7 separate regions of the Homo sapiens genome follow, and regions 1, 3, 4, 5, 6 and 7 are each linked to region 2. Evidence: chromatin loops called from intact Hi-C (ENCODE). Cell type or tissue: OCI-LY7. All regions are shown on one strand. Each heading gives the region's core, and the rest is flanking DNA. Links, peaks and the distances in the headings are about the cores only. Region 1 overlaps CAB39L (calcium binding protein 39 like). Region 2 has its middle 54 kb from the start of CDADC1. Region 3 has its middle 56 kb from the start of KPNA3. Region 4 overlaps CAB39L (calcium binding protein 39 like). Region 5 overlaps CAB39L (calcium binding protein 39 like). Region 6 overlaps CAB39L (calcium binding protein 39 like). Region 7 overlaps CAB39L (calcium binding protein 39 like).

The links. Peaks named below come from ENCODE experiments on the same cell type or tissue, not always from the same donor. Only the 100,000 strongest peaks of a DNase experiment are listed, where the experiment ranks them.
Region 1: it touches region 2 in a loop (12-fold over the local background); 10 of 110 quality-filtered maps call a loop at or near these places.
Region 3: a loop joins it to region 2, with 9 times the contacts of the local background. A loop is called at or near these places in 20 of 110 quality-filtered maps.
Region 4: a loop joins it to region 2, with 6 times the contacts of the local background. A loop is called at or near these places in 100 of 110 quality-filtered maps.
Region 5: a loop joins it to region 2, with 6 times the contacts of the local background. A loop is called at or near these places in 87 of 110 quality-filtered maps.
Region 6: a loop joins it to region 2, with 3 times the contacts of the local background. A loop is called at or near these places in 6 of 110 quality-filtered maps.
Region 7: a loop joins it to region 2, with 5 times the contacts of the local background. A loop is called at or near these places in 10 of 110 quality-filtered maps.

Annotation. Positions count from the first base shown.
Region 1 is chr13:49,392,939-49,397,433 of GRCh38, forward strand. The region is part of intron 3 of CAB39L (calcium binding protein 39 like); the gene reads right to left. Among named protein-coding and RNA genes, the nearest start is that of CAB39L, 49 kb to the right of the region's middle. In OCI-LY7, for the core only: no CTCF peak of the experiment used is centred there; no DNase peak of the experiment used is centred there.
Region 2 is chr13:49,299,452-49,303,946 of GRCh38, forward strand. No RefSeq gene overlaps it. Among named protein-coding and RNA genes, the nearest start is that of CDADC1, 54 kb to the left of the region's middle. RefSeq lists silencers at 1,682-1,976, 4,222-4,495. In OCI-LY7, for the core only: CTCF peaks have their summits at 1,893 (motif pointing right), 2,094 and 3,175; DNase peaks (open chromatin) are centred at 1,910 and 3,210; H3K4me3 peaks cover 398 bases; H3K27ac peaks cover 1,214 bases.
Region 3 is chr13:49,846,146-49,850,640 of GRCh38, forward strand. No RefSeq gene overlaps it. Among named protein-coding and RNA genes, the nearest start is that of KPNA3, 56 kb to the left of the region's middle. In OCI-LY7, for the core only: CTCF peaks have their summits at 2,024 (motif pointing left) and 2,224; a DNase peak (open chromatin) is centred at 1,996; H3K4me3 peaks cover 701 bases.
Region 4 is chr13:49,435,115-49,439,609 of GRCh38, forward strand. The region is part of intron 1 of CAB39L (calcium binding protein 39 like); the gene reads right to left. Among named protein-coding and RNA genes, the nearest start is that of CAB39L, 6.7 kb to the right of the region's middle. In OCI-LY7, for the core only: a CTCF peak has its summit at 2,047 (motif pointing left); a DNase peak (open chromatin) is centred at 2,007.
Region 5 is chr13:49,419,309-49,423,803 of GRCh38, forward strand. All of the region lies in intron 3 of CAB39L (calcium binding protein 39 like), which reads right to left. Among named protein-coding and RNA genes, the nearest start is that of CAB39L, 23 kb to the right of the region's middle. In OCI-LY7, for the core only: a CTCF peak has its summit at 2,336; a DNase peak (open chromatin) is centred at 2,323; H3K27ac peaks cover 273 bases.
Region 6 is chr13:49,369,808-49,374,302 of GRCh38, forward strand. The region is part of intron 5 of CAB39L (calcium binding protein 39 like); the gene reads right to left. Among named protein-coding and RNA genes, the nearest start is that of CAB39L, 72 kb to the right of the region's middle. In OCI-LY7, for the core only: no CTCF peak of the experiment used is centred there; DNase peaks (open chromatin) are centred at 2,254 and 3,984; H3K4me3 peaks cover 3,112 bases; H3K27ac peaks cover 4,000 bases.
Region 7 is chr13:49,399,846-49,404,340 of GRCh38, forward strand. All of the region lies in intron 3 of CAB39L (calcium binding protein 39 like), which reads right to left. Among named protein-coding and RNA genes, the nearest start is that of CAB39L, 42 kb to the right of the region's middle. In OCI-LY7, for the core only: CTCF peaks have their summits at 1,994 and 2,266; a DNase peak (open chromatin) is centred at 1,676; H3K4me3 peaks cover 2,169 bases; H3K27ac peaks cover 2,207 bases.

The sequences.
Region 1 (4,495 bases), core at 141-4,140, 93 kb after region 2:
AATAAAATTAAAACCAAGAGAGATACAAATCTTAGCTCAATTTACAAAAAAATGGTTAATGGAGGCATACTTACTAAAAGGAGGTATAAAACAAAGGTCATCACAATCACGCTATCATTACCATATGTTGTGATCAATGCACTAAAATATAAAACATAAATAAATGCTACAAAATTTGGGAAGGATGTGACAAAATTGTAATTAACAGACAATATGATTATATACCTAAAAATATGAACAACTGAAATTAGTAGAAATTAGGTTAAGTAGTCAAATACATGATAAATATACATACAGCTTTCACATATAAGAAATTGCCAGTCAGAAAACATAATGAAAAGCATATTTTGATCATACTGCCAACTAAATATGTACAAAATCTATACCAGATCTGTATTTTAAAAAACTACAAAACCTTAATTTCGAAAATAGGATAATTACTCTTCCTGAAATAGAAAACTAACAAATAAAACAGAGAAATAGAAGATGTACTTATAGATGTATGTGTCTATTTATCTATTCATCCCTTCAGCTAGCCATCCTTTTAATCTTATAGTCACAGAATGATTCTAGAATGTGGCTTAGCTAATCTTAATGACATTATCTAAATTATGAGATTTGTGATGGTTTAACTTTCTTCATGTAGGTATTTTTCTGCATTATTTATAATGAGCACATTTCTTTTTTCTGAAATAATAAAGAGACTGTGGAGAAAACCTACATAATTAAGATAGGAAAGATTTGAGGTTAAAAAAAACACTCTATTTTGTTCTTGAATAGACAGAATAAATATTATTTAAATGTCAGTTATTCTTAAAGTCCACAGTTTGATACAGTTCCAATCAAATGTCCAAAAAAATTTTTTTGGTATCTAAATTTAGTCAAGAATACTAAATAAGCAAGAATAACAAATTTTAAAAAGGAAAATTAGGAGGAAATGAAATGAAAAGTGTTATAAAGTACTGTAACACAGTAATAGCACAAGAAACAAACACATCAATGAACAACACAGCTCAGATATAGATGTTAATATAAGTGACTTTCAAATTTCTGGATGTGAAATAGTTTCTGTAATTTTATAAGTGATAAAATAAATTTCAAAGAAAAAGACCAACAAATCAAAGTTAATACGAATATGCCACAAACACAAAAATTTGAATTTCTATAGATAAATAATAAAAAAAATTATAGGCAAACAACAAACTAGAGAATTCTGTGATATGAATCTGAAAGATGGAGGGCTAATATCATTACAAAAGATCTCTTTAAGACAATTAAGAAAATCATTAAGGAAACATACAGATAAGTGAAAACCATAAATGAGGAATTACAGTTAATGAACATATTAGTAAATGTTTAACCATTCTCTATAATAAAAAAAAATGCAAACTCAAAGTGAAAGACTATTTTGTCCATTATGTTACTAAGTTTTTTGTTGTTTTGACAAACTCAATTCTATTGATGGTATTTTGCAACAGGCTCTCATTTCTTACTGGTGCAGATATAAATTAGACAATAATTTGACAAATATGAATCTAGAACCTTAAAATGTTCACAACCTCTGGCTTTATAGTAATTCCATTTCTGGTAATCTGTCCTAGGAAAATAAACTAAAATAAAGGATTATCTTTACATGCAAAAATGTTTACTGCAATTTTTTATCATAAAAAACTGAGAAATATCTAATCTAACAGAGGGAAATAATTAAATTGTGATATACCCAGTTGATGGAACATTAGCATATGTCACAGATTTTTTAAACTTTTAAACTTTTTACAATTATTTTACATTTTAACATTTTCAAAGCTTAGGTGTGTCTTACAATTGTTGGTGCCTTACACTAACAGGCAGATTCTTTTCTTTCTCGGTTGTACATAAAGTAACCATATGTCTTAAAACCAGCGACTTATTAAATTTGATGAAATATGTCTAGGAAAATATTTCCAAAGAATGTGAAATAGAATGGAAATGTTAATGTTAAAAACAACATCCCAAATTACAGAGCATAACTACAACTATGTAAAGCAAACAAAAACACAAACACACAAAACCTATGTATAGAAAAAATAATTTTGAAATGTTAACGGTGATTGCCTCTGAGTAATGTAGTTTGCTTGTGGATGCTTAATTTCCTTCTTTCTTCAAATGTTCTGTTTTTTCCGAAGCTTGTATAATAGATCATGCAAATGCTTTTATAGTAGAAATGTCTCTCTTAAATGGTATTTTGAATGAATAAACAAATAACCTTTTTTTTTTAAGTTCAAACTGTGGAATATCTGATTGTCATGTCTTTTCTTTCTTTTTTTTTTTTTTCTGAGACGGAGTCTCACTCTATTGCCTAGGCTGGAGTGCAATGGCATGATCTCGGCTCACTGCAACCTCCGCCCCCCGGGTTCAAGCGATTCTCCTGCCTCAGCCTCCCGAGTAGCTGGGATTACAGGCACTCACCACCACGTTCGGCTATTTTTGTATTTTAGTAGAGACAGGGTTTTACCATGTTGGCCAGGCTGGTCTGGAACTCCTGACCTTGTGATCTGCCTGCCTCAGCCTCTCAAAGTGCTGGGATTACAGGCATGAGCCACCACGCCTGGCCTGTCATGTCTTTTCAAAGCATTATTCAAACATGATTTCTTTGGCTATAAAGTTTCATAAAGAGTAGTACTTGGCTCAGATTCTGGAGAGAAAGCCAAAAAAGATCATCCAACTCTGCTCCCAGGGAACTCACACCCTGTAGATTTTGTAGTAGATTTTGGCAGCATTCTCTTTCCTAATACACAGTAAAATATTTCATATTCCTAACTTGTGTGTGAGCACCATTGAAGATGGCCCAAAATCAACCACCCAATTGAGTCATCTGAATATGTTCAGTGACATAAATGGAAAGGAGAGTTGGCAGGGGGCAGGGGGGTAGGAGAGGACCTAGGGGAAGAGGGGAATAGCCACTTGGAGCATTAAATGCCCTTGTTGTTATCCCACTTAAAATATTTCAAAGGGAAAAATGTCTAATATCTAATCTCTAACTATGCTATTCAATAATAATTTGAGGCCAGGTGCGGTAGCTCACACCTGTAATCCTAACACTTTGGGAGGTCAAGGCTGCAGTGAGCCATGTTTGTGCCACTGCACTCCAGCCTGGGCAACACAGTGAGACTCTGTCTCAAAAAAAAAAACTTAAAAAAATAACATTTTGAATGTCAAAGTTTTCCCAGGAAAACTGAAGGGAGTGGGAAATTTATATCTGAAGCCAAAAGAGATGTCTCAACATTTCCAGAGGTATAACCAAACTGCTAACTCATTTTAAGAAAGACAACTAAAAAATGAACCTTCTTTTCCTCACATAAGTTTATTTTACAATCAACAATGAGTTAGACAGGAACATTTCCAAAATGATTTCTTAAGAGCTTGTTAATTTAACTTAAGGCACAGGCACCTTCTGTTAAACTAAAAAAATTAAAATAAACCTACCACCACATAAAAAAAAATTTCAGGGCCAGGCGCGGTGGCTCACACCTGGAATCCCAGCACTTTGCGGGGCTAAGGTGGGTGGATCACATGAGGTCAGGAGATTGAGACCAGCCTAGCCAACATGGTGAAACCTCGTCTCTACTAAAATACAAAAATTAGCCGGGTGTGGTGGCAGGCGCCTGTAATCCCAGCTACTCAGGAGGGTGAGGCAGGAGAATCACTTGAACCCAGAAGGCGGAGGTTGCAGTGAGCCAAGATCGCACCACTGCACTCCAGCCTGGGTGATATAGCGAGATTCCATCTCAAAAAAACAAAAAAAAAATTCAGAAAAGGTCAGGGATGCTATTCCTTTACCTGTATTCCAAATAGGATTCACAGATAGAAAGAAATGAAATCAAGTGTACATGGCAAAAAATTGTGCCTGTAAGATTCATTTTTTAAAATTAAATGGGATGGAGGTTACATGAGTACATACATATGTCAATACTAATTGAACCATTCTCCTAAAATGGGTGCATTTGATTATATGAAAATCTTAAAACAAAAAAGTGCACCTTAAAGTTCTACTGTATTTGCTACTGTATCCAAGAAGACTCTCCCCCAAAAAACATAATTTAGAATTGCCTTCACAGAGATGGTTAAGTTACAAAGCATATCATTATATATGTAATAATACCATATCATTATGAACCATATTATATATGTCAAAGAATCTTCCAATCAGTATCTTCTATGCTTCAATTTTTCCATTTTAAAATATGCATCCTAAATGTAATTACAAAGCACCACAACTGAATTTTGTACTTGAAAACCTATAGATATGAGTGAAACAATAAAGTATAAATAACAACTTTCACTGACAATCCCTTTTTCAGTTAAAAATGACTAAGAATAACTTGTTTTTATAAGTTTTATTAACCAAATTTGAGGGAGAGGCACTTTCTAAAAATGGGCAATTTACACAGAAATGGAAAAGTTGTGAGGAGCTTTTTATGAGTCCCATTCATCTGGAAGCCTCAGTCAGACTTAC
Region 2 (4,495 bases), core at 333-4,332:
TGCTGTCCTGTGACAGCCTCCCACCTCTCCTGGAAACTTACTGTGTCATTGTAGCTAGGTTTGCATTTTACAGTGAAGCATTTTTTACTTCACCTCATTAAATGTTCACACTGTGAAGCAGGGATTAGCATTTCCACTGTACGGATAATGAAATGGAGTCTCAGGTTAAACGACTTACCCAAGGCTACACTGCTAACGATTGGCAGAGCCAGAACATGAATCTGCTCCAAATTCAATGCCTTTCATAATTTTCCCAATATGCACTTCATTTTTTTTTCTTTTCTTTTTGAGACAGAATGTCACTCCTATTGCCCAGGCTGGAGTGCAGTGGTGTGATCCCGACTCACTGTAGCCTCGACTTCTTGGGCTCAGGTGATCCTCTCAACTCAGCCTCCCGAGTAGCTGGGACTATAGGGGCACACCACCACACCTTGCTAATTTTTGTATTTTTTGTAGAGATGGAGTTTTGCCATGTTGCCCAGGTTGGTCTCAAACTCCTGAACTCAAGCAGTGTGCCCACCTCGGCCTCCCAGAGTGCTGGAATTACAGGCGTGAGCCACCGCGCCCGGCACAATATGCAATTCGTTTTGTCCAGCCTCTCCCTCTGATGTCTTCATTCTTCCCATTACAACTCCGCATGTCTCCTGTGGTGGAAGGCATCAGTGGCCCCAATTTTTCACCCTTCCCTTTCACATGTTTTGCCAGTTCCATCAGCAGGTGGAACTTGTTGGGGGACTTTGTTTTCAATAGAATAAGATGGAAATGTCCTCGTGTGAGTTTCGACATTAGGCTCAAGAAGCCTGTGTGTTTCCACTTTGCGTTTCTGCCATCACCAAACATCCGGAGCAGAGCCACCCCAGCTAGCCCAGCCGAGATTAGGTGACTCCCAGCCACCCCACAGACTTAGGAAGAAAACATTGGTTTTATTTAAGTTATTGCGTTTCAGGGGGCTGGTTATGCTGCAGTTGCTAAGCAATACATTTCTCCAACTTTCAAAAAGCTTCCCTTTCCCCACGGGGTTCCTTTCCCTTCATTACTTGGAAGCCTGTGCTAGCTTTCTCAACATCCTCCTCCTGTTTATTCCACAAACCACTGCTGCCTTTCTGCTCCCCCTCCCCATGGGAAGGTGCTCCCCAACTCCTAGTGGCCTAACCCTGCTTGGGCCCTGGGCCTTCAGTGTGCAGCATCAACTCGTCCTGAACCTCTCCTTTTTTGGCTTCATAACGCTTACCTCTTGTCGGCCTCGACCTGTTCTTGTGTTTCTTATCTCTCTCCTCTCCTCCCATGGCTCTTCCTGGGCCCTCTCACCTCTTTGCTTCCTCTCCAGGGCCCCCATCCTTTCCCAGGACCTCGAGGACCACCAAAGTGCTGACGACTGTTCCCAGCCTGCGTCTCTTCCCAGGTGCAGCTGTGTGTGCACGCCCCTAGACCGCTCCCCCGGGGGCCTGATTCACAGCAATGATCACCAGCACGTGAGGAAAGACTGGCGTAGGGGAGAGTGGCCAGGGTTCCCGCCAGAGAGGTGTTGCAGGAGTCCAGGCGAGAAGCGATGCGGCCCAACAGGGCATTAGGGTCACCAGAACCCCCTGTCTGGGCACCCATGCTTCTACCTGCAGAGCTGGAGTTTTGTTTGCAGACCTTAGTGTGGGACTTCACATTTATCCTTATTAAATCTAGGCATGGTCAGATTGCACCCAACACTGCAGCTTGTCCTACCGCTTGCTAATTTTGTTTCAGACACTAATTAGGCGTCGCTCTCAGAGACCAGGGTCACTCAGGCATTTGATCAATGTGTTACTTGTGTCCCATCCAAGTCATCGATAATGTTGAATAGAAAGGGCCCAGCAGGAACACAGTAAAGACTGTTACTTGTTTTAGCCACTAGAGGGCTGCATGTCCCAGAAATTGATGCAGGTGCTGCTTAGAAGTGAAACTAGGAAATGTGAGCACTGTTGGGTTCTATGGGGTTTGGAGTTTCCAGGGCGGGGGCGCAGAGGAGAGTGTAGCACACTGGGGAGCAGCAGATGGTTGTAGCATTCGTGGGCAAGGAGAGGGAGGAGTAGGGGGTTGGCAGAGACCACGAAGGGCCTTAGGAACACTTCTGGGGAGCAATAGGGAGCCATAGAAGGACTTTAAGCAGAGGCCACACGATCATATTTGCTTTTTTTTTTTTTTTTGAGACAGGGTCTCTCTCTGTCACCCAGGCTGCAGAGCAGTGACATGATCACGGCTTACTGCAGCCTTCACCTTTTGGACTCAAGTGATCCTCCTGCCTCAGATTCCTGAGTAGCTGGGATTACCGGTGTGCACCAACACACCTGGCTAATTTTTTATTTTTATTTTTGTAGAGACAGTTTCCAGGCTGGTTTCAAACTCCCGGGCTCAAGCGATCCTCCCACCTCAGCCTCCCAAAATGCTGGGATTACAGGCACTAGTCACTGCGCCCAGCCCCTATTTGCATCTTAAAGCAGTCACTCCAGCATCCGTGTGGAATGGAGGGAGGAAGAAGGGAATTGGATGGCTGCTGGTTGGTTCAGAATGAGAAATGATAAAGGTCTAAGGTGACATCTGAAGGGAATAAAGGAGGGGACAGAGGAATGTAAGTGAACTGAGCAGAATGAGGGCAGAGTGGCAGGGGACAGAATGGCAGGAGCCACCCAACAGGAGGGGAGGGGGAGGGAATGGGAGGGAAGGGAGGGTCACCTGGAAGATGTGAGGGGGCCAGGGAGTGAGGAGAGAAAGAGGAAAGTGAAATTGTGCTTTGTAAAGAATGAGTCGTACATTCACTCACGATAGAGCATTTATTATGTCGCAGACACTGGGCTAGACCCTGGGGATACATTCATGAGGGAAACAGACACTGCCCCTGCCCTGGAGTTTTGCACCCTAGTGGAGAGACAGCAGGTATTTGGGGCGGGAGGCTCCTGTGCTGGGCCTGGGAAGCCCAGAAGTGGGTATTTAAGCTGAGAGAGCAAGGATGAGAAGCAGCAGCCGGTGAAGAAAGCTGGGAAGACTATTCCCAGCAGAAGGAACGGTATCAGGGAAGGCCCTTTGGGAGGGATGGAAAAGCAGCCAGGCTTGCTGGACTTGTTGCAGGAGGAAGGCTCGGCCTGATCCTGTGTGCTTTAAGGACAGTGGTCAGGGCTTTGGGTTTGATTCTGTGCATCAAGGGAAGCCACTAGAGGGTTTGGGGGCAGGAGAGAACCATGACCAGATGCGACCTATGAAAAGATCACTTTGGATGCTTGCAGAGATGGGGTGCAGTCCAGGTGGGAGCCATGCAGATGCAGAGAGCTGCTCAGATGGGACACAAGTCTCAGAAGCAGAAATGCTGATGAATTGGCTGCAGGTGAGAGGCAGAGAGAACTCATGTGCCTTCCTGGGTTTCTGGCATGAACAACTGGGGGAATTTCAGGGGCATCAGCAGAGCTGGGGAAGCCAGGTGCAGGGAGTGACAGGAAGTCACATGCCATATTTTGAACTGTACCTTGGAGAGAGGGAGCCTGAGAGGCATCCAGCCAGCAGGTGAGTGCATGCATGAGCTTGGAGATTGCCGAAGTCGGCCCGGAGCCACAGAGGTGGGAGCCACGGTGGGGCACGCACAGACCACAGACCTGAAGCCTTGCAGGAAGACAGGGAGATGGAGAGGAGATGCGCAGGAGACTGAGTCCAGGCACAACGGTGCTCAGTGCTCGGCTCTGAGGTGGAGGAGGCTGAGCTGAGAGAGCACAGGAGGGTGAGGTTGCCTGGGCGACAGGAGAGGAGAGGGCCTGGAGAAGAGGCCACCAGCTCTGTCACCTGCTGCTGAGGGGTCAGATGAGCACAGGAAATCGCTACTGGATCTGGTGGCTCTGAGGCCCTGGATAGCCCTGGGAAGAGCATCTTCCAGGGAGGTGGGGAAGCCAGAGATGGGTGGGTTGTGAGGTACATCACAGGTGAGGAGGTGTAGCCCATTCGTGGAGAAATTGGAGAAGTTTTGCCCTGAAGGAGGGCAGAGAGACAGAAAAGGGGCTGGAGGGGCAGCTGAGGGATAAATGGTGCTTTTTTGACGGGTGACGCACATCTTGTGCAGGAACTACCTGAAAACTTGTGAAGACATTAGAAAGAAGAGCCAAGACCCAAGAAGGGAATTGAAGGTGCGAGGGAAACTGTCATGCCCGCCCTGCCCTGGCCTTCTTATACGGGTGCCTGTTCCCTGGCTGCAGGTCACGTGCCACATCTTGATTCTGATGGGCATAGCACATTGACAACTGAACAAAGCCACCCGGCTTGGAAATGGTCCCTGGTCAAGGTGAAGGACACGCCTGGTGCTGCCAGAGGCCACCAGGCAGCTGCAGGCACGCCCTCTTCCTTCCTCCCACACGCTTGGTAGCACAGAGCCTCATTCATCCAGGCCAGCAGGTCACAGCCATGGGAATGTCATGCTCAGTTCCCAGGGAAAAGGGCAGAGGCTTTTTCCCCTGCAGAAGAACCAGTCTGCACCTAGGGCCTTGCC
Region 3 (4,495 bases), core at 289-4,288, 550 kb after region 2:
GAAGGCAGAGCTTGCAGTGAGCCAGGATCATGCCACTGTAGTCCAGCCTGAGTAACAGAGTGAGACTCGGTCTCAAAAAAGCAAAACAAAACAAAAGAACAAATGCACAGAGGGGAGGGGAAGGAGGCTGCCACAGCCCTGGGGTCTCTTTTCCAGGGGTATTTTTTTTTTTTTTTTTTTTTGGAGACGGGGTCTCGCTCTGTCTCCCAGGCTGGAGTGCAGTGGCGCAATTTCGGCTCACTGCAAGCTCCGCCTCCTGGGTTCACGCGATTCTCCTGCCTCAGCCTCCCGAGTAGCTGAGACTACAGGCGCCGGCCACCACACCCGGCTAATTTTGTTTTTGTATTTTTAGTAGAAACGGGGTTTCACCGTGTTAGCCAGGACGGTCTCGATCTTCTGATCTCATGATCCATCCGCCTCAGCCTCCCAAAGTGCTGGGATTACAGGCGTGAGCCACCGCGCCCGGCCCAGGGGTCTTAATACAGTTCATTTTGCACACGAACAGCATTATGCCTTGTGAACTTTGGTGCAGGCGGGAGAGCGATTAGAGGAGTTTCAAGACTGGTAGTCGATGATACCAGCATGTGACATGAGAGATCGGCCGAGCCAGGAAGGAGCCCATGTTCCTTATCTCATATACACAGAAACCAAGGGCCTTGTCCCCAGGCCCAGGATTGTTTAGCACAACAGAATCCCAGCCTCCCCATGTGTTACTCAATCGCTTTAATCCTCTTAAAAAGAATTGCCGGCCGGGCGCGGTGGCTCACGCCTGTAATCCCAGCACTTTGGGAGGCCGAGGCGGGTGGATCACGAGGTGAGGAGATCGAGAGCATCCTGGCTAATGGTGAAACCCCTTCTCTACTAAAAATACAAAAAATTAGCTGGGTGTGGTGGCGGGCGCCTATAGAGCAAGACTCTGTCGAAAAAAAAAAAAAAAAAAAAAAAAAGGGTTTTCTGATCGTGCTCTTGGTACCAGTTCTCCTGAGAGTGAGCTTCACTGTGCTGGATCACAAATGTCCGGTGGAAAGACATCTAGCTGGGGCCATCTCTCCACAGCCACAGCACAGAGCCTTGCATGAGAGGGAGGGAGGGAGGGATGGATGGGTGATTGCCGGAAGAAGATGCAGAATATCCCCTGGACTGCCTCCAAATACAAGTTCAGTGATATAGAACTTCAAATTGGTTAGTTTTTCTGGCATGAAAGGCTATGTCTTGGGGGAACACCTCTCCCACTGCCCCGCAGTGTAGATACCAGCAGCCGAGTACATGTAGTTACCACTGTTTTTGTTTTTTTTTATGGGTCCTGGCTCCTTCAATGGAGAGGCAGTAAGCAATTAAAACCCGCTTCTAAACCATCCTAAGTACTCCTTTGGAGTGGCTGCAAAAATCGATCATCCTCACGGATACAAAGGGGGAGAAAAGAAAAACAAAAGGAATTACTTTAACATCTTCATTTTCAGACTAGGTTAGGGCAGTAAAAAAGATGACCAGTGGAGGCAAACACTGGTTTAGGGCTGTGGCAGCGGCAGTGGGGTTCCGGAGAGAGAAGGGAGGGTAACAGAGGCTCTTCTGATCCTCCTTGCTTCTGGGGTCTCTTGCTGGGCCTCTGAGTAGGTCTGCAAGTAGGGCTGGGCATCGGGGCTCATTTTGACCACAAGTGTTTGCTGGTTTTGGAGTCAGGCAGACATGTGTCACTGCCTGGATTTAATTCCCATAGCTGTGTGACCCTCGGCCGTTTGCTTAATGTCTCTGAGCCTTAATTTACTCACCTGGGAGGAACAATAGGACTGTTCAGAGTAAGTGAAGTAGCACACTGGGCGTCAGGGCACGTTCGGGGCCGCGCCGGCACGCAGAGAACCTCGCCCGCTCGGCATTACTGTCTGGAAACGGCTTGCGGGGACGGTGGAGGATAACAGGGGGCGAGCACCGCCCGCAGCCGGAGTAGCCCTCGCGTTTTTTCCTTGACAGCGCGGCCGAGCGCCGCTGCGGGTTGTGGAGACTGTCCGCCCTCTAGTGGTCGGCTTCAAAAGTTGCTTCAAAGACAAGGCTGAATGAAAAGCGTTGGGGCGCCCTAAGCCGATGCACTGCATGGAAAGGGGGCTACCTTTCCCTTTCCCTTTACTAGAGCGGACAAAGGCTGTTCCATCTTTTTTGGGAGCCATAGAGGGGATCCGGTTGCACTAGCCTGCATCCTCAGGCTGCTGAACTGACCACGGTGGGCTAAACTGGAAAAGTTTCTTTGGGCAGGAAAGACTCAGATTTAACAAACATTTACTGAGCACCTACTACGTTCCTATCTCTGTGCAGGATGCTTTCACTTACTTTACCCATTTAAACCTCTCAGTAAGACCGGGCACGGTGGCTCACGCCTGTAATCCCAGCACTTTGGGAGGCTGAGGAGGGAGGACCGCTTGAGTTCAGGAGTTCAAGACCAACTAGGCAACAGTGAGACCCCTCTCTACAAAAATTAAAAAGTTAGCTGGGCATGGTGGCACACGCCTGTGGCCCCATGTGGCCCCAGCTACTAGGGATGCTGAAGTGGGAGGATTGCTTGAGCCCAGGAGATTTGAGGCTGCAGTGAGCCACGATTGTGCCATTGCACTCCAACCTGGGCAACAGAGCGAGACTGTTTCAAAAAAACAAAAACAAAAACAAAAAACCTCTCGGTAACCTGTGAGTGAGAGTTTAAATATTGTTTTTCTGATAAGATGGTGAAGCACTCTCAGGAAAGTTATTGCACACAGTGGAATCATGGCTACGTGGCTACCTCAGGATTTGTATTAGTACACTTAGGGCTGCTGTAATGACCTAAACATGGGTGGCTTATGGCCCATCCTAATAACCTCACTTTAATTGGATTACCTCTGTAAAGATTCTGCTCTAAATAAGGTCACATTCTGAGGTGTAGGGGTTAGAACCTCTACATATAAAATTTCAGGAAAGTAATTCAACTCATAACAGGATTTTTTTTAATTTCTTTTTTTTAGAGATGAGGTCTCGCTATGTTGCCCAGGCTGATCTTGAACTCCTGAGCTCAAGTGATCCTCCCACCTCGGCCCTCAAACATGCTAGGATTACAGGCATTAGCCACTGCACCTGGCCCTATAACAGGATTTAACCCATAACTCCTGATCCCAAGCCTGATGGTTACCTGTATATTCAAGCAGTGCTTCTTAAACGTGGATGTATATTGGATTTCCTGGAGAATTTTAAAAAATATATTGATGGGCCAGGCGTGGTGGCTCATGCCTGTAATCCCAGCACTTTGGGAGGCCGAGGCGGGTGGATCACCTGAGGTTAGGAGTTCGAGACCAGCCTGGCCAACATAGTGAAACCCCTTCTCTACTAAAAATACAAAAATTAGCCAGGTGTGGTGCCACACGCCTGTAATCCCACCTACTCAGGAGGCTGAGGCATGAGAATTGCTTGAGCTCAGGAGGTGGAGGTTGCAATGATCTGAGATGGTGCCACTGAACTGCAGCCTGGGCGATACAGTGAGACTCCGTCTCAAAAAAAAAAAAAAAAGTGTGTATGTATATATGGTTTTGAGTTCACCTCAAGAGATTACGATTTAATTGGCACATAGTTGACATAGTTGTGCCAATTAAATGTGTATAGACACTGGATTAAAAAAAAAAAACTCCTCAGGTGGTTCTAAGGAGAGGTCAAGATTAGAACCATTGACTTAGAGCACCTTCCCATCACCATTTGATAGGCTCCACCTCAGAGGAAGGATAAGCCCTCTCCTTGCTTCGCTGCCAGGGAAAGGAGGCCCAATTTGTCTTTAGTTCTGCAATCTTGGCTCCATTTCGGTTTCTATTTTTCTTATTCTTTTTTTTTTTTTTTTGAGATGGAGTCTCGCTCTTTTGCCCAGGCCGGAGTGCAGTGGCATGATCTTGGCTCACTGCAACCTCTGCCTCCTGGGTTAAAGTGAGTCTTCTGCCTCAGCCTCCTGAGCAGCTGGGATTACAGGCGCCTGCCACCACACCTGGCTAATTTTTGTATTTTTAGTAGACATGGGTTTCACTATATTGACCAGGCTGGTCTCAAACTCCTGACCTCGTGATCCGCCTGCCTCAGCCCCACAAAGTGCTGGGATTACAGGCGTGAGCCACCACAACAGGCCTATTTTTCTTATTCTTCAAGCACATCTGCTCTTCACACATGTCAGACTCACAGCCTAGTACATGACACACATTAGGCCCTTAACAAATATCTGAAGAAGAAAAGGAGGGAGAAGAATCACAAGGGAAGAAGTGCAAAGGGATGGGATTGGAATAGGGGAACTCTTGAAAAAGTGATGTTTCTGGAAAAGGAGGATTTCATGGTACCCACTGGGGGAGAATATTAGTGCAAATAGTGCCCAATGATGGATAATCATCCAGGGATTTGCCTTCCAGTGATACCACATAAGGGCATCAAATCACATTCACAACCTTAAATTTAATAGTTGTGCATGAGGTGAGGACGAATTACCTTGGGGTATCAGTTCCCC
Region 4 (4,495 bases), core at 136-4,135, 140 kb after region 2:
TTCTACAGATCATTCTCTATTGGTATATAGAGACTTTCTCCCTTCTTTTTTATGACCTCTATGGAAAGACGGTGACTTGGAAGGGGCACAATCTACCTGCAGACTGTTGTACTGTCTGGATGCACCTTAGTTTATGCAATCAGTTCTCTATTAATGGGCATTTTAGTTATTTCCAATCTTTTGCAAATGCAAGTAATATGCTGCTATGACTAACCTCCCTTTGACTATTCCCTCCCATGCAGTTTATGCTTATGTATCCTTACCAGCAATGTATCAAAGTGCCTATTTCCCCACAGTCTACAGGGCCTATTGTATAACTTTTGGATTTTGTTGAAAAATGCTTTAACATAGCTTTAATTTATATTTTTCTTTGTATGACTGAAGGTGGAACATCTTTTATTTTTGAGATGAAGTCTTGCTGTGTTGCCCAGGCTGGAGTGCAGCGGCATGATCTGGGCTCACTGCAGCCTCCGCCTCCCAGGTTCAAGCAATTCTCCTCCCTCAGCCTCCCCAGTAGCTGGGATTATAGGTGCTCACCATTACACCCAGCTAATTTTTGTATATTTAGTAGAGGTGGGGTTTCACCATGTTGGCCAGGATGGTCTCAAACTCCTGACCTCAAGCGATCTGCCCACCTTGGCCTCCCAAAGTGCTAGGGTTATAGGTGTGAGCCACCACGCCCAGTCTGGAACATCTTTTATATGTCTGTCATGTGCATTTCTTTTTCATATCTTTGGCCCATTTTCCTACTGGGTTGATGGTCTTACTTGCCTGGAATTTTACGAAGGTGTTTTCATCCAGGAGGTTAGCTCTTTGTGATATAAGTCCAAATATTTTTCCCCGCTTTGTCGCTTGCCTTTTGACTTTGCTCGTGGCATTTTTCACTATTTAAATACTTTTTTATTAATATAGTAGGATTTATCATGGTTTTTCTTTAAGAATGAGTCATAGTTATAAAATCTTTGGCTTATACTTTCGTAGACTTTAAACATGTTGTTCCATGGCTGTTTTGCTTTGTATGTTGCTGTTTAGAAGTCTGTTGCTAACCTCTCCTTTCTGTCTGGAAGCCCAGAGGAATTTTTCTTCATCATTTTGAAAGTCCAACTGTTTTACTAGGACATGACTTGGAACTGACCATTCTGGATCAATTTTCCCAGTACACAATGAGCCTTTTCAACATGTAGATTGGAGTCATCTCTTATTTCCAGAATGTTTTCATGGATTGAAACTTAACTATTAGCTTTGCTATTGTTTTTTTCTTCTTAGGAACTCTACTTTTACTTATTTTCTATATCAATCACTTTCTATTACTTTTTAACCTTTCTTCATTTAATTTTCATTATCTTGGTTGTTTTCATACCTTTTCTCAATGCTCCTTATATTCAGTCCAATCTTTTCTTATGTACCTTGGAATTTAGCTTCATTTCTTTCTTTATGACTTTTTTTTTTTTTTTTTTTTTTTTTTTGAGACAGGAGTCTCTCTATATTGCCCAGGCTGGCCTCAAACTCCTGGGCTCAAGCCTCTCAAATAGCTGGAACTACAGGCATGCACCACTGCATCTGGCTTTAACTTCATTTTAAAAGCTGATTTTTCTTTTGATTTATTTTATTTCCTGAGTTCAGTAAATTCACTTTTCATATCTTCCTCTTTTTGTCCATTTGTTTTGCAGTTTTGAATTTGGATTTGAGACTTTTTATCTCTACAAATGTTAGTTTAAGGATATTTTAAATTCTGGTAGGAGTACTGTGCTGTAGTTTTCTTTAGTGCTATAGTTGGATGTTTCGGGAAGACTTTTCATCAGCTAAAATTTTTTAAAAACTTTTTTCCTTATTTTTTGTAGAGACTAGGTCTCACTATAGTGCCCAGGCTGGGCTCGAACTCCTGGGCTCAAGTGATCCGCCCACCTTGGCCTCTCAAAGGGCTGGGATTACAGCTGTGAGCCACTGTGCCCAGCCCAGTTGAAATGTTTTGACTATCATTTTGTTTTCCAGCTAAAGTAACTTTATATGGATGTTGCCTGCCATCTTCTGTTCATCTTGAAATATTTTATTTTTCCTAAACCAGATATAGTTGTGTATAGGCAGAAGCAAGGAATTTAGATGACTTAACTGGATTTCTTAGTAAATAGTACCTAATAAAGTGTTTTTTTGTTTGTTTGTTTTTAATTAATGACTCCTTTTTGGGTGGGAGAAATGAGTATCTATTTTCTATTCTGGTTCACCAAGATCCTTAATTTCTACTACCCCTTCTCTCTATCACCAAGCCTCCAGGTAGATGGTGACCCTTCCAAGGCACCCTCTTTCCTTTCCCCAGAAGCAGTACTTTCATGAGACTGCGTCTTTGGTCTCATTTTCTTTCAAGTCTCTTATTTTGTCTAATGGATCTTACACCTCTTCTCACTTCTCTATCCAGGGTGGGGCTTTCTCTTTCTGGGAATTATCTGTATTCTGCTACCCCTAGGTCCTGCAACCTCTCCTCTTTTTTTACAGTCTCCACCTTGCTTGCCACTTCTCCATGGATTCTGCTAGACTGCAGTGTTGATTTCCCTGCATGCCCATAGACATTTTGCTAGCTATTAATGTATGCTTACATATCAATAAATTTGTATGGGTTTTCTCTTGTTAACCTACTGTTAGTTTAGTTCAGCCAACTCAGTTATCAAACCTTCAGAAGCGAAATTTAAGCTTCCCTGCAAATTGCTGGTTATTATTTAATATTATTTTGACACAGGGTCTCACTCTGTTGCCCAGGCTGGAGTGCAGTGGCGCAATCACAGCTCACTGTAGCCTTGACCTCCTGCGTTCAAGAGATCCTCCGACCTCTCTCAGCTTCCTAAGTACCTGGGACTACAGGTGTGTGCCACTACGCCCAGTTAATTTTTTTATTTTTTATTTTTTTTAAGAGACAAGCTTTCGCCATGTTGCCCAGGATGGCTGGTCTCAAACTTCTGGGCTCAAGCAATCTTCCTGCCTCAGCCCCGCAAAGTGCTGGGATTACAGGCATTAGCCACCGTGTCCAGCTGGTATTATTTTTATTAGTGTTCTATCTTGCACTTCTGAGTATGTTTAAGCTTCCACCTGTCAGCTTCAAGGGCTTTTTTCTCCCAGCTAATGCCTAAAAGGCAAACAACCTTATTCTACTTCTCATTCACCCTCCTCTTTTCCTCCCATTTTTTTGCGGGTTATATTATTTCTACAATGTCAGACCATGTAATATTTATATACTATTCTATCATCATTATCCTCATCTTTTAATCTTGATGCTACACACAAAATATATTTGATTTGCTCACCACCTGACCTTATGTTGAAGATTTTCCAATCATTTCTTGGTTGTCTGAAATTTGTTCTCTAGTATACGCTTCAGAAGGATTCATGGGAACAATTATAGCCATTTTCCTTGAATTATTTCATGTTTATAAATGTTTGTCAATGCCCTGAATTCTTGAAGGGTAGTTTGGTGAGATAGGAATTATTTTATTTCTTTGAATAAATACTTTCTTAATATCTGACATAAAATGTTGCCACCAAAAATCCAATCTGATTTTCTTTGCAAGTGACCTGCTCTTTTTATTTCCCCCATCAATGCAAGAAGGGTTTATTTTTAAAAATCCAACAATTTTACAGGACCACATCTCAGTGTTAACTGTTGTGGGTTGATTTCTCCAGGTTTACAGTATGCCTTTCAACATATGTTACATTTAAACCTACTTTAATGTTAAGCGTTCTTGAATTACAGTCCTAATAGTTGTTCTGGTCCATTGCTTTGGCTTGCTTTGTTTTACTGTAGTAAAATAAGGAACATAAAATTTACTGTTTTAAAGTATTCAATAAGTGGCATTAAGTATATTCAGTGTTACATAAACATCACCACTATCCTTGGGCTTACATTTGGGGAACTCCATTTATATTTATTCTGGCTCTCTTTGCCTGTCTTGTCACCTCTTGACTCCTTTTTAAAAATCTTTTTATTTTCTTCATTTTTCCATTTTTCTTATCGTACTTTCTGTGATGTATATTCACTCTTGGTTTCTAATGCAATCATCACTTTAAACTGTCTTTTTCTTAATCTTTTATTGAGTTTTGTCTGCTCTCATTGCACCTCCTTCTATGGTCTAGCCATCTCATTTCTTTTTTTCCCCTGAAAACATAGAAAGAGGTGAATTTTATTTACTTTTTTATAATTTCAAGTTCTCTTTTAGATTTGGGGGTACATGTGCAGATTTGTTACATGGGTATACTGTGTAACGCTGAAGTCTGGAGTATGACAGATCCTGTCATCCAGGTACTGGGCATTATACTCAACAGTTAGTTTTTCAACACTTATTGCATTCCTTCCCTGCATAGTATTCCACGGTTCATATGTAACCAATCTATCCCTGATGGACACATAGGTTGATTCCACATCTTTGCTATTGTGACTAGCACTATGATGAACATATGAGTGCATGTATCTTTTTGGTAGAACAATTTCTTTTGGATATACACCCAATAA
Region 5 (4,495 bases), core at 289-4,288, 120 kb after region 2:
CAAAAGTTCTTCAAAAGCTTATTTTCCTCCTTTGAATCATAAAGTTCTATTCCACTAAAAAATATGAAATTCCAGCCTGAGCAACATGGCAAAACCCTGTCTCTCAAAAAAATACAAAAATTAGCCACATGTGGTGGCATATGCCTGTAGTCCCAGCTGCTCAGAGGACTGAGGTGGGCGGACTGCTTGAGCCCGGGAGGTCAAGGCTGCAGTGAGTCAAGATCATACCACTGCACTGCAGCCTGGGCAACAGAGAGAAAAGAAACCCTGTCTCAAAAAATAGGAAGAAGAAGAAATGAAATTCAAAATGTAAAATTTCCAGTGCTTGAATCACAGTTTTCAAATTCAGCTTCAGTACTGTCAATTGGCAAAACAACAACAACAAAAACCCCAAACTTTATTATTTTAATCTATTTGGTTCATATTTTGCAAGAGATGGTGGATCTAGAAAACTTTAACCGGGATTTTATGACCTTCCCCTCCCCACCCCGCCAAATCTGAACAAAGAGCTCAAACTACTTTTTTTCCTTCTTTTATTCCATATCATATAGAAGAATGCCACAGTTGCAAAAGAGCAAGCTATCTCTAAAATCCAGGGCCAAGATCAGCAATCCCAGTACTTAAGTCAAAAGAATCAATAAACAGTAAATAGGATTAATTAAATTCATTCTATGTTTCAATTTGTCCAGGTTTTAAACACATTATTCAATCACAGCCATCATAAAATAAGAAATATTATATTAAACGCATTAACTTTAGATTAGAGGATGACAAGTTTAAGGAAGTTGCAGACATCCATTTAGATATCTGTGAAAGGACAATTATTTTAATATTCTTTAATGTACAAGATTTTATTAATATTTCTACAGCACTGTCAAGAAAAAAAGGAGGCCCCAATGAACTGACAAGTAGGCTAACATATAGATTTGTCTTGCCATATTTCTCTATGTAAGTAAATTCAGTTCTGAAAAATAATGCATAAATATACTTTAATGATACAACTTCATTTATCCTCACCTTGTTGACTTTTTCATCTTATGTTCCCAAATCTACTCCTCTGCTGGGTTATTAGCATTTTGCAGTTATAGTTATATATTTTATCAATGTATTAGAGACAGCTAATTGCCTTCCAATATCTGTTCTCCACTTCTTCCCTAACAAAACGCTGTTTATTTCATCACTTTGCCAAACAGTATAAAAGCTCAATTTTCCAGGCTGTCGCCTCAGCTTCCCAAGTAGCTGGAATGTCAGCTAAAGGAGTCAGTGTGACTTAGTCCTGGACAATAAAATGCAAGTAGGGGCTTCTGGGTAGACATATTTTTCTTTATTCTTCTAAGTAAAACCAAAAGCCATGTACATTATGTTTATTATATAAAATGTGTTTGCTTTATTGAGATAGAATTAATGTATCCTAGAATTCTAGAACACCCATTATTCTAACTTTATTAGAAATGCTAAGCATCAGTATTACTGTTGGAATTACGAGAATTTGAAAGATAGCTGCATATAAGGTCAAGAATCAGTAAGTAGAACTACAAAGCAGAAAAAAAATTATTACATTTAATATAACAGTAAATTCTAAGGGACTTAGAAATAAATTTAGCAAGCGAAGAACACATCTGCATGAAGAAAAAAATAATAATCATATCTAAGGGCAAAGAATAAGATCTGAACTAGTGAGCAAAATATCTGTACATTATATTTCAACTAAAACCAAAAGGATTCTGAAAGGTGGAGAGACGACAAACTGGCTAGGGACCTCAGGACCCAGGAGAAAACATGGTAATGATATCCTGAATTTTCTTATTTTTGCTTTCTATATCCCACTCTGGATACTGGTGAAGCCAGCAACCCAGGAACACCAAGTGCAAAGAAACTGCCTCCCCTCTCTGCCCGCCCCTGGAAAAAGACTGCTTTCTCTAGCCAAAGGAACATGAAAGGGGCAGCAAGACAGAAAACTTAAAGGCAATAAATAACTCCAGACAAACACCACAGAAAAAAGTGAAACTCCACCCGACCCCCACCAGCAAAAACCAAGTGGAAAGCCTAGACTTCCATCCCTGTCTGGCTGTAAGAGGAGGCACCCCAAGCTCTTTCCCTAAATGGGGAACAAGGGGAAAGTTGGGACATTCATCCCCCTTGAGCATGATCTAATATCCCCCTTCCCATCTGCGCTAGTGGAGACCACTTTAGGAGCCTGGACTTGCAGCCCACGCATCAGTCACAAGGTGCTCCTCCCCCGACTGCAGGAGTGGTGCCAGAGGAGACTTGTTGAGTGCTGGACTTTCACCACCACTTAGCAGTACCAAGGCCTCCCCTCCACATGGTGTCAGTGGAGGTCCATCAGAGAGCAGTAATAAGGCACTCCTCTACCTCCTAATGAGAGGGGTACCAGTGGAGGCCTAGTGGAGAGCCTGAACCTCCTCCTCTACCCAGCAGTAACAAGCAAACCCCCTCCCCTAGGTGGTCAACTGAGAACAGGGAGAGAACCAAGCCCCTCTGGTGGTAATGAGGCAACCCTGTCTACCCCCAGCAGTAGTGTTGGAGGGTGCCTGCTAAAACACAGATTTAAGTAAGACCCAGAGTCTTATAACATAATACACACAAAAAATAATAATAATACACAAATGTCCAAGTTTCAGTCAAAAATCACTTATTTAATCACAAAGAGATATACCATTTGTTTGATGGGGGCGGGGAGAGAGGGATAACTTATACCAAGAACCAATAAAGATCTCAAACTGAATGATTAAAGACAATCAAAAGATGTCAACACTGAGATGAAACAGCTTGACTGTGCAACAATTTTCTTTTCCTCTCAAAATCTTCTGGCCCTTCAGATTAACACTCCACTGACATTGCACTTATACAGTAAAAGCCTTTACTAATTTATAAATTATAAACTTTGTGATAAAGGAAAGAGTTAAGTATTTCCAAGGAATTTTAGCCCAAGGAAAAGTCGGCATTTAAAAATTTATTTCTGGCCGGGCGTGGTGGCTCACACCTATAATCCCAGCACTTTGGGAGGCCCAGGTGAGTGGATCACTTGAGGCTAGGAGTTCAAGACCAGCCTGGCCAACATGGCAAAACCTTATTTCTACTAAAAATACAAAAAGTTAGTTGGGCATAATGGCATTAGCCTGTCTTCCCAGCTACTCAGGAGGCTGAGGCAGAAGAATGGCTTGAACTGGGAGGTGGAGGTTACAGTGAGCTGAGATTGTGCCACTGCACTCCAGCCTGGGAGACAGAGCGAGACTCTGTCTCAAAATAAATAAATAAATATAATTTTAAAGTGTATTTCTCCCTTAATTTTTTTTTTTTTTGAGGGATGAGTCTCACTATGTCCCCCAGGCTGGTCTCAAACTCCCAGGTTCAGTGATCCTCCCACCTCAGCCTCCTGAATAGCTGGGACTATAAATGCACCCGGCTTCCCTTACTTTTTTATTTCTTAAACTTACCGTTGATTAGAAGCAACCGGAATGAATTCCTTGCACTTCTCAAATTTATTATTCTCTAATATTAGTTACCGTGCAATTCTTACAAGACCAAAAGCATTTTAAAAGTCAATCTTTAAGTATTAAAAAATATACTGGAAAGACTCACCAAAATAATTTATGAATGAGATGATACTAGGTCATTTTTAAGAACACTAGAAAATGTTATTTTTACATTCTCAGTGTACAGAATTTTTTCCAAGTTATACGTAAAAACTAGGAAAAAACAAAATCCACAGACCTAATGCAGAAATGTGATACAGCTTGGGTGAGGATAAAAAGAGGAAGAAACAGCTGTGCTACTCATGAAGGACTATACCATAGATCATTGATGCTCTATCATTAGTATCATCAGGATCACCTGGACGGCAGGTGAAACAGATTACTGGGTCCTTTCCGCAGAATTTCAGATTAAATAAATCTAGGGCAGGTGAGAATTGGCATATCAAACAAGTCCCCAGGGGACGTTGATTCTGCTGGTCCAATGACCACATTTTGAGAACCACTGCCTTAAAGAGATGATGCCTGTGCAGATCACAAAATATAATAATAAAGGTCAGCTACTGGAAGCCTAACTCTAGTGAAGCAAGCAGAACAGCTGTACCTAATTCTGAATTAAGAGTAAGAATTAGAGGCCAGGGACAGTGGCTCACATCTATAATCCCAACACTTTGGGAGGCCAAGGTGGGAGGATCACTTGAGGCCAGGAGTTCCAGAGCAGCCTGGGCAACAGAGAAACACTCCCATCCCTACAAAAAATAAAATAAATCATTTTTTAAAAAAAGAGTAAAAATTAGTAGGAGAGAAAGGGAAGTCAGACCCTAAGTTGCTGTAAAGGTAAAAGTTCATAAAAACCAGAAAATAAAAACAAGTAAGCAACTCTCTTCCCATACACGACAACCTTATTAATGCATTTATTCAACATTTATTGAACAAGAACTATATACCAGGTACAACACATGGAGAACACAAACATAAATAAGCATTAACTGCTAAAGAGC
Region 6 (4,495 bases), core at 298-4,297, 70 kb after region 2:
GGGCTCCTGACCTCATGATCTGCCCACTTCGGCCTCCCAAAGTGCTGGGATTACAGGCGTGAGCCACCGTGCCCAGCCGGCATAGGAGAATTTTTTAGGGTGATGGAACTGTTGTTCTTCATTACAGAACTGTGCACTAAAAAGGGTGAATGTTACTATTTATAAATTGTATCATAATTTTTAAAAATGAAAATTATAGCCAGTGAAGTCAGGGACTTCTCTATTCTTGCTGGTGTGTTGCGGGGGAGTTGAGGTGGGTGGGAGCAAGTGGTTGTGCTGAATTTCAGTAGCAGAAGTGGATAGGCAGAACAGTCTACCGGGTGAGGGGTAGCCACTGAATGGATTAGTGAGGGATCTTGCTGGGGACTAAAATTCAAATTGGACTAATTTATAGATATTGGGAAAGATATAGGGAATGAAACTACAAGCTAGCTCAAAGTTGCTCTCAAAAAAATTTAAATATATTAAATTTATATATTACATGAAATCCATCTGTGGGAATTTATATGGGAGATTATCTCCCCCACTGCCCCAATATCTTTGTCATTCTATTTTCTCTGCAGGCTGGCTTCTTCTGTTTCTTTAGGCCACATAGTGAAAAATACGACCACTGATGGAAAAACTGCATTTACTATCTTTAGCACCTGGCTAAACACTGGGGTTCTGTCTCAGTTCTAGTTCCAGAATTCCTGCAGAAAGCCTCTGGCCCTCTTTTGGTCAGATATCCACTTGCAGATCATTCAGCTTTGTGTTGTCCAGGGTGTCATATCACCCAAAATGGTTGTTCCCATGGTAACCATGTGAGTGGAGAAGGAGGGAGCATTCCCCAGAAAGCAGAGGGAGTGGGCAGACACAACACTTTATACACAGCACAAGCAGTCTTCATCCTTATGCAGATTACATTCCTTAAAATGTCTGGTACGATCAAACTAATGGTCACTGTCTTAATTTTATTACAAACAATTAACAGGTTTCACATCTAATTAAGAGCCTGATGCCAAATGCCATTTTTAATCACCCATAAATTATATTCCTTTATAGGATAAAGGCCTTCTAAAGCTTATATTCATTAAGCTTTAGGGCAATAGGGTAATGATAACATAAAATGCCATTTTCTATGACATAGTATTTCCCTACCTGAGATTGTAAATTCTTTAATTTGTCCAGTGAGGGGCACAAAATATATACACAATCAAATAAAATCAAGACCAAACATAATTAAATAAAATCAATGGCTGACACGCATAGTAAGCATTTCAAATTGTTAAATGTATAATGTACAGTTAAAGCTGGTATTTTAAGGCTTTATGATTTCTGTTATATTTTTACAGTAATAAAACCAAAGGTAAAGAGCCATTTTTTTTTCTTTTTCTTTTTCTTTCTTTTTTTTTTTTTTTGAGATGGAGTTTCACTCTTATTGCCCAGGCAGAAGTGCAATGGTGCGATCTTGGCTCACTGCAACCTCCTCCTCCTGGGTTCAAGCGATTCTCCTGCCTCAGCCTCCCAAGTAGCTAGGATTACAGGTGCATGCCACCATGGCCACGGCTAATTTTTGTATTTTTAGTACAGATAGGGTTTTGCCACGTTGGCGAGGCTGGTCTCGAACTCCTGAATTTAGGTATCCCAAAATGCTGGGATTACAGACGTAAGCCACCACGCCTGGCCAAGGGCCACTTTAATCAGGTCCAGGGAATAGAAAAAGATTATTAGAGGATAAACATTTACAAAATGTAGGACTACAAAATGGCTTAATGAAAAGTGGAAAAGTTGATCCTGGAGTGTTTGTTTTGCTATTTTTTTTTCTTTTGAGACAGGGTCTCATTCTATTACCCAGGCTGGAGTGCAGTAGCACAATCTTGGCTCACTGTAGCCTCAACCACCTGGGCCCAGGTGATTCTTCCACCTTAGCCTCCTGAGTAGCTGGGACCACAGGCAGGCATACTCTGCTAATTTTTTTTATTTTTTGTAGAGACAGGGTTTTGCCATGTTGCCCAGGGGGGTCTCAAACTCCTGGGCTCAAGCAATCCTCCCACCTCAGTCTCCCAAAGTGCTGGGATTATAGGCGTGAGCCACTGCACTGGGCCTGTTTTGCTAATTTTTTTTAATGTAGCGAGAAATAATCATTAGGGATTAAGTTACCATAGAAGACAATTTTCTGCTTCTTTGAGCTGCTTATTCAGCCTGAACAGTTCACTTTGCATCCACCCTGGTTTTGCAAGGCACACCTGCCTTTAAAATGAATGTATCAGACCTTACAGGCAATACATTTTCCCTCCTTTGATCTCTTATCACGTTGTGTTTCAAAACATCAAAGAGTCTAAAGCTGTGTCTTGAATAGTAGCCAAACCTCAAAAAACACAGCTGAGTTTGATCCTGAGCCCATAAAAATCAGAAGCCTTGCAAACTCAGCCACAAATCATTTTTTGAACCTCATAATAGTGTGCTGAAATGGTTCTTTTCTGTCTGCAATTTTAAGGCTTAAAGCATTAGATAAAAATTTATAGCTACATAATGAGATTTTTATTTAACCCAAAGGCCGACCTCCTAACTAGCCATTATTCACATGATGATAGCCGGATCCTCCAGTATTGTCCCTACCCCAGTGGGCCACTTTCCTCTAGATTCCTGACAGAGAAGTAGGTTTGTCAAAGATTCCTGAGTCAGTCCCTGCCATCCAGTTTAAGTCAGTGCTGCCAGCCACCATCACTGCTGTCAGCTCAGGGTTCCAAACCCCTGCTCCCAGCGCCCTTCAACCCCCATTCATTGCCTTGTTTCCTGCAACTGCTTATTTTTTCAGCACTCAGTTTACTCCAAGTGTAGAAAACCACCCCTTCTTCACTCAACTTGTTTTTTGTTGTTGTTTTTGTTTTTGTTTTGTTTGGAGATGGAGTCTCGCTCTGTCGCCCAGTCTGGAGTTCAGTGGTGCAATCTCGGCTCACTGCAAGCTCCGCCTCCTGGGTTCACGCCATTCTCCTGCCTCAGCCTCCCTCCAGAGTAGCTGGGACTACAGGCGCCCGCCACCACGCCCGGCTAATTTTTATATTTTTAGTAGAGATGAGGTTTCACCGTGTTAGCTAGGATGGTCTCGATCTCCTGACCTTGTGATCCGCCCGCCTCGGCCTCCCAAAGTGCTGGGATTACAGGCATGAGCCACTGCGCCGGCCTCAACATGTATTATTAGTACAAAGTTCCTTTACAAAGGTTTAAGGTGAACAAAGGATAATCACAGCACAGTGCAGAAACACCTTCAAGCTGAAGTCTACAGATCACTTTTATGAAAGGTTCCTCAGTCTTCCTGATCATCTTTCTCCATGAACATCTTCCTTTTGTCATGGTTCTGGATACCTCTCTCTCCCTCCCTCCAAACCTTTCTCCTTTCTTCTATTTCCTACTCCTATCAACCTTGGCCAAAGAGGGCATTTCTCAAATTTCTGTTACTTTTCTCTGCCAAGGAAATCTAAGCTTTTTTCTTTCAGTCTTTTCCTTACAGACATTGCCTAGAGACTTCAGCCTTTCAAACTAACAAAAAAGCCAATCAAGGTATCTTCTAAACAAAAATTCACTTTTTTTCTCTGTAAGGAATGTGCCATTCTCCTAGGTTATCTGGCAAAAGCTGTAGTCCATCCTTAAAATAATAATTTTTCCTTTCTGTTATCAAAACATACCAGAAATTTTACAGTCAAATGACTGTTCTGCTATCCAAAGAAGCACCAGGAGAGGCTATTCACGTACTGAAATCATATAATCATCACCCCAAAGAGTTTGAATTATCTTCTAAACAATTTACTGATTCCTTCAGAAAAATGGCTCACTGGTATGTCCCAATACCTTCTTTTGGTCCAATTCTTTTACCTCTGCTTTGATATCTCATTCTCATTACTACATTCATTCAAACAATTCACAAATTAACATGCCACTAGGTGTGGCAAACACAGTCCTCGTACTCAAGGTAACACAGAAGTGGCTGTCCCAGTGCAAGCCATGAACCAAGAGACATGGGGGTGGGGGTTCTGTGTCGCTGGAGTAAGTCTGAAGTCAGAAGGAATTTTATCAAGCTGTCAGTAGCTTACATAGATACTTTAGGCTTGAGAAGGAGAGTTGCTGCCTGCAGGCTGATCATCCATGCCTCCAGTTCATAGAGATAACATAGTACATTTCTATAAGTAGGCTAATAATGCTAGGAATGCTGGCTGCCTCCTTCCTGAAAATACTGTATGTAGTTGGAATGCTTAAAATGGAACTGTACTAAACTTTCACTCCTTTTCATTCATTCATTTATTCATTCAACCAGGAAGTATATATTTTTCTACAGGCTAGAGAAGGATAACGGCTGCATCTATGGAGTATCACATTCACTTATAATTATGTTCTAGGTATGTGTCACGTCAATTGAATAAATAAAGTTAAGAATTGCCTATCTTATTATCACAATAACAAATCTTCATAATAGTTTTGAATCATCAGTTTAAAAACGTATTATATCTAGTATTTTATT
Region 7 (4,495 bases), core at 346-4,345, 100 kb after region 2:
AAGTAAGTTTGTGATATTATCTCTATGATGTTTACTTTTAAGTGCAAGATACTAACTAGCCCAGAAAAGGTTCCCACAGACCAGTTGAGCTGCTTCTTATACATAGGTCAACAGTCTAAAAAAAAAATTAAAACCTGCAAAATCCCACAAAACAAAACCTGTTTTACAGGCTTCTGTACACGTAGAGGAAATGTTAGAGAAATTACAGCCATTTTATGGTCTATCTAGGGTACAAGCCCTTCTAATGTGTTTACTGATACTCTGCAGAAGTTTTCATTTCAGTTGTTTTGCCTTAAAGGATTCACTTGAATCAATAACTAAAGACATATATATTTTTTGAGGCTAGCAGAGGGTAGATTAGAAACTCTGCTTAGAGTGGTGTATCCTCATGCAGTGACTCAATTTCACAGTTAACAACATACACTTTCTTCCTCCTACAGAACAATGATTACATGCCTCCCTCCATGCCTTTAAAAAGATATATATAATTGGCATACACTCTCCTATTTTAAGATTATACAAAAAAAGTTTTATTGGAATGTGAATAGATATTTTTAAGAGTTTATTTTTCTTTGCTCTATTGCTTATACAAACACAAACACACACACACACACACACACACACACACACACATGGTTATATTAGCTCTTCAACAGAATAAGATTATACGAGAGGAAAGCTTGGTATAAACTGTAAGAACAAAATAACTGCTTTATTCCTTACTTAGAAACCCAAATGCATTCATTCATTTTACATAAAGTAGGAAAAATCAGGTGTCACTTATTGGGTCTAAAAGAAGCAGTCAACATTTAAATTATATATCCTTTGAAGTAACAGTATCAACATTTTTATTTAAATTATGAGAGAATGCTGTAATTTATAATACAAAACAGTGATAATTCAAAATTTACTAACAATAGACAGAAAGAGATAACTTTCTAATTTTCATGCAGTTGAAAGAGAAACATGAAAAAAGGTATACTGTACTGCCACTATTTTATTTTTGGAAACTCTTTGTAAATAAAAACCCATTTCCAAAATAAGATATTCCATGAACACAGAATAGTTGGTAATGGTTCAAGTGCCTTAGGCAACAGAGAAGTATTGTTTTGTAGTTTTTTTAAACCTCTCCTAGTAACAGCAATTCATTATGCACAAAGAAACAAGGTAACAGCATGGTTTATAATGCATATATAAGTAATAACTGCAGAACCTCAATTAAAACTAAAGTTTACCATATTCCTTCCATTTCTATAAACCAGTATAGATAACCTTGTTGATACTCACCAAATGTTACAGAAATGCCTAGGCTTTTCTAAGCAACAAAATGTAGACACATGGTGAGGTGCTGAAGACAGCTCTTTCTTGAGCTCAAAGCACTTTAGATGAAGTAGCCTTTATCGTCCATTTAATAGAGGTTGCCTCCTATTACCAAGCGTGGCAGAGAAAAGAGTTTCCACAATTAGGTCTTGACTTTCTGTCCCTCTTTTTGAAGAGTAACAGTTACCACTGGAAAACGTTACCAGAAAATGATCACTTGAACACTCACATAGGGCAGCTGTAAATTTCCACTCTCTTTGCTTGCTCTCAGATTCCAAGCCTTGCTTGTCTCTTAATCTGTCACAGGCAGTTCTGTTTCTGGTCAAACCAGCTTGCTTATGCGTTCTCCACTCCCTCTCTAACACTTGCTTTCAGATACGTACCACAGTCACAGCTCCCTTTTACTTCCTCCCTCCTCAGTCCTGTAACGTCACAAGAATGCGTGTAAAGCTGAGGCAAAATAAATTCTTGGGCCAAAAAAGAAAAAAGTCTAGAGATAAACAAAATTTTTTCTCATCACTTTTTTCTGTCTTAAGTCTTATACTTGTTCATGCATGGGGTTTTGTCAACTGATTAAACTGGCTGGACCACCTTGTTTAAAAATGTAAATAAAGGTTATTTTTAAAAAAGTCATGTTGATAGTAATAATAACAGATTCACCTGCTAATATGCTAGCTCCTGAAGGAAGATGCTATTCCCAACCATAAGAAAGTGGAGCAAGTAAACACACAAGTACTTGTATTAGAAACTTAATCTTAACATTTAAAAAGCAAGGAAGGTTTTAGAGTACTTATAATTTAAACTGTGCAATTTTATGAAAAAAATGTATTTCTTAATACGGTATATTTTGAAACTTGGACCAAAATTTGCAGTTATAAAAGGGAAAATTATAAAGAACATAGAAAAATATTGACACCAAAAACAAAAGAGCAGTTTAATCATGTATGTGCAAACCAAATGTAATTATTGCTGTTGGAAAGAAGGTTTTTTTTCCCCCTAAACATTACCGGTCAGAATGCATAACACCTCTTATAAGAATTACAAAGTCTAAAGGCTACAAAAAATTATTAAAGTGATTATACACATACAATTATAGAGTAAAGTATCTTAAAATTACGAAACTCTCTGTAAGGTTTGGGGATGAGGAATTAGGTAGAAAGCTGAGTGGGCTCGTGGTTGGCAGGTTTAGATGGCATTTGTAGGATTCTTTGGAATTAGGAGGCAATGTATGCAGCTTGGAATACGTGCTGGCTCTGTATGAATGCTAGTCAGATCCTGCTTTGGAGTTCTGTTCCAGTTCCTTAGCCCAGAACACTTTTAGGTTCTCCATCTCCCACTATGTCCCCAGTCAAAAGTCTTGGGCCCTTCTACTGACGGATCTTCCAAGTACAGAAGGAACAGAAGTAGTTATTAGACCTATTATTAAGTAACACATTCTTATTCTCTGCAGAATTAAAATCTCTCTAAGAATATAAGCTTAAGTAAGGTGAAAGGTAAACATCTATAAACAGTTGTTTATATCCCTTAAGAAAAATAAGTCAGTAAAAGTCGGCCTTAAAATATAGGTGTTTTGATCTCGTTTATTTAAAGTAGAATTAAAATTTAACTATATTATACAGTTATTTGGTTATTTCTTAGCACCTATTAAATAGGTATCAAAGACGACTAGAGATTAGTCTGCCAATTTTTCTTTCAATTAGTAGTTTTATAATTTTTAGAGTTTTATTTCTCCTTTTTAAAGAGATGTTAAATGGAAATAATTCTAAATCACTGAGGGTATGAAGTGTCTAGTACCTTAGGTTATACTCCGAGAGTTGTAGTATAATTAAAGAAATTCAGAATTTATAAAAGTGGTTCTTAGGATAACTGCAAGGTTAATTTAAAACTGGGAGACTGTATATCAATCTATAGTGGATTCAAAGGCACAAAGTCAAGTCAAGGACTTTAAAACATATAATTACTAAGATTATTTATGATTGTTTGTATATTTAATTCCTATTAAATACCATTCCATTTTCCAACAGCAAGAGTGCAGAAATCTCATAATATACAGGAAACTGGGTTGAGTATTCAGAAGGATATTGCCTCAGTAGCGGAACCAAATTAGTTTTAGATTAAAGGTTGTTCTGGTCCCTCTTAATAGAGATTAAAAGTAAGCCCCGAAAGGATCGAATTACTTCCAAATAACTGCAACCCAGAGTAAAATTTTAAAATATTTATATAAATTTTTTAAAATCTAGCACACAATAACGTAAAATTCACAATATCTGACATCCAGTCAAAAATCACCAGGCATGCAAAGAAGCAGGAAAACATAATGCATAAGGAGAAAATCGATCATTAGAAAAAGACTCAGAAATGACACAAATAATAGAATTAGTATACAAAGACATTAAAACTATTAAAAATATCTTCCATAGGTTCAAGAAGGTATTAGAAAGATAAGAATGTTAAGGAGAGACATGGCAGATATAAAAAAGATCTACATCAGATTTCTAAGAATTAAAATTACAATTTCTGAGAAAACATTTATTCTGTTTCATGGAATGAAGTGTTGCCTAACTCTAGAATCACAAATAAGGCCAACTAAGATCTTTAAACAACAGCAACAACAACAAAAAAACCCTATAAACTCTGGAATGAAAATTACACCAAATGAGATGAATAGCAGACTGCACACCGCAGAAGAAATGATTAGTAAACCTGGAGACACAGTGACAGAACTTATCAAAATAAAGCATTGAGAGAAAAAAAGTTTAAAAAAATAAAAATGAACAGAGAATCCCTGAACTATGGGGAAACTTAAAAGAACCTAATGTATACTATATATACTATATTTAGTCTTTGGACCTTGAATAAACATCAGCAGTAGCCAAGAAATAGTTGTTACAGGCCTTGGGCATAACCCAGTACTGTGCTGGCTTCACGTGTGACCCAGCATTGACGCAGTATAGTCCTAGCAGTGGTGGTCACAAGAGGGCTTGCACCATCCCTCCCCGAACTGTAGGCAGCTCAGCAAGGAGAGACAGAGAAAGACTCAGTAAGGGAAGAGAACACGAGACTGTCTGGTAATCCAGGGAATTCTCCTGGATCTTACCCAAGACCACCAAGGCAGTATCTCCTCAAGTCTGCAAGTCACAACATTACTGGGCTTTGAATATCGCCTAATGCAAAT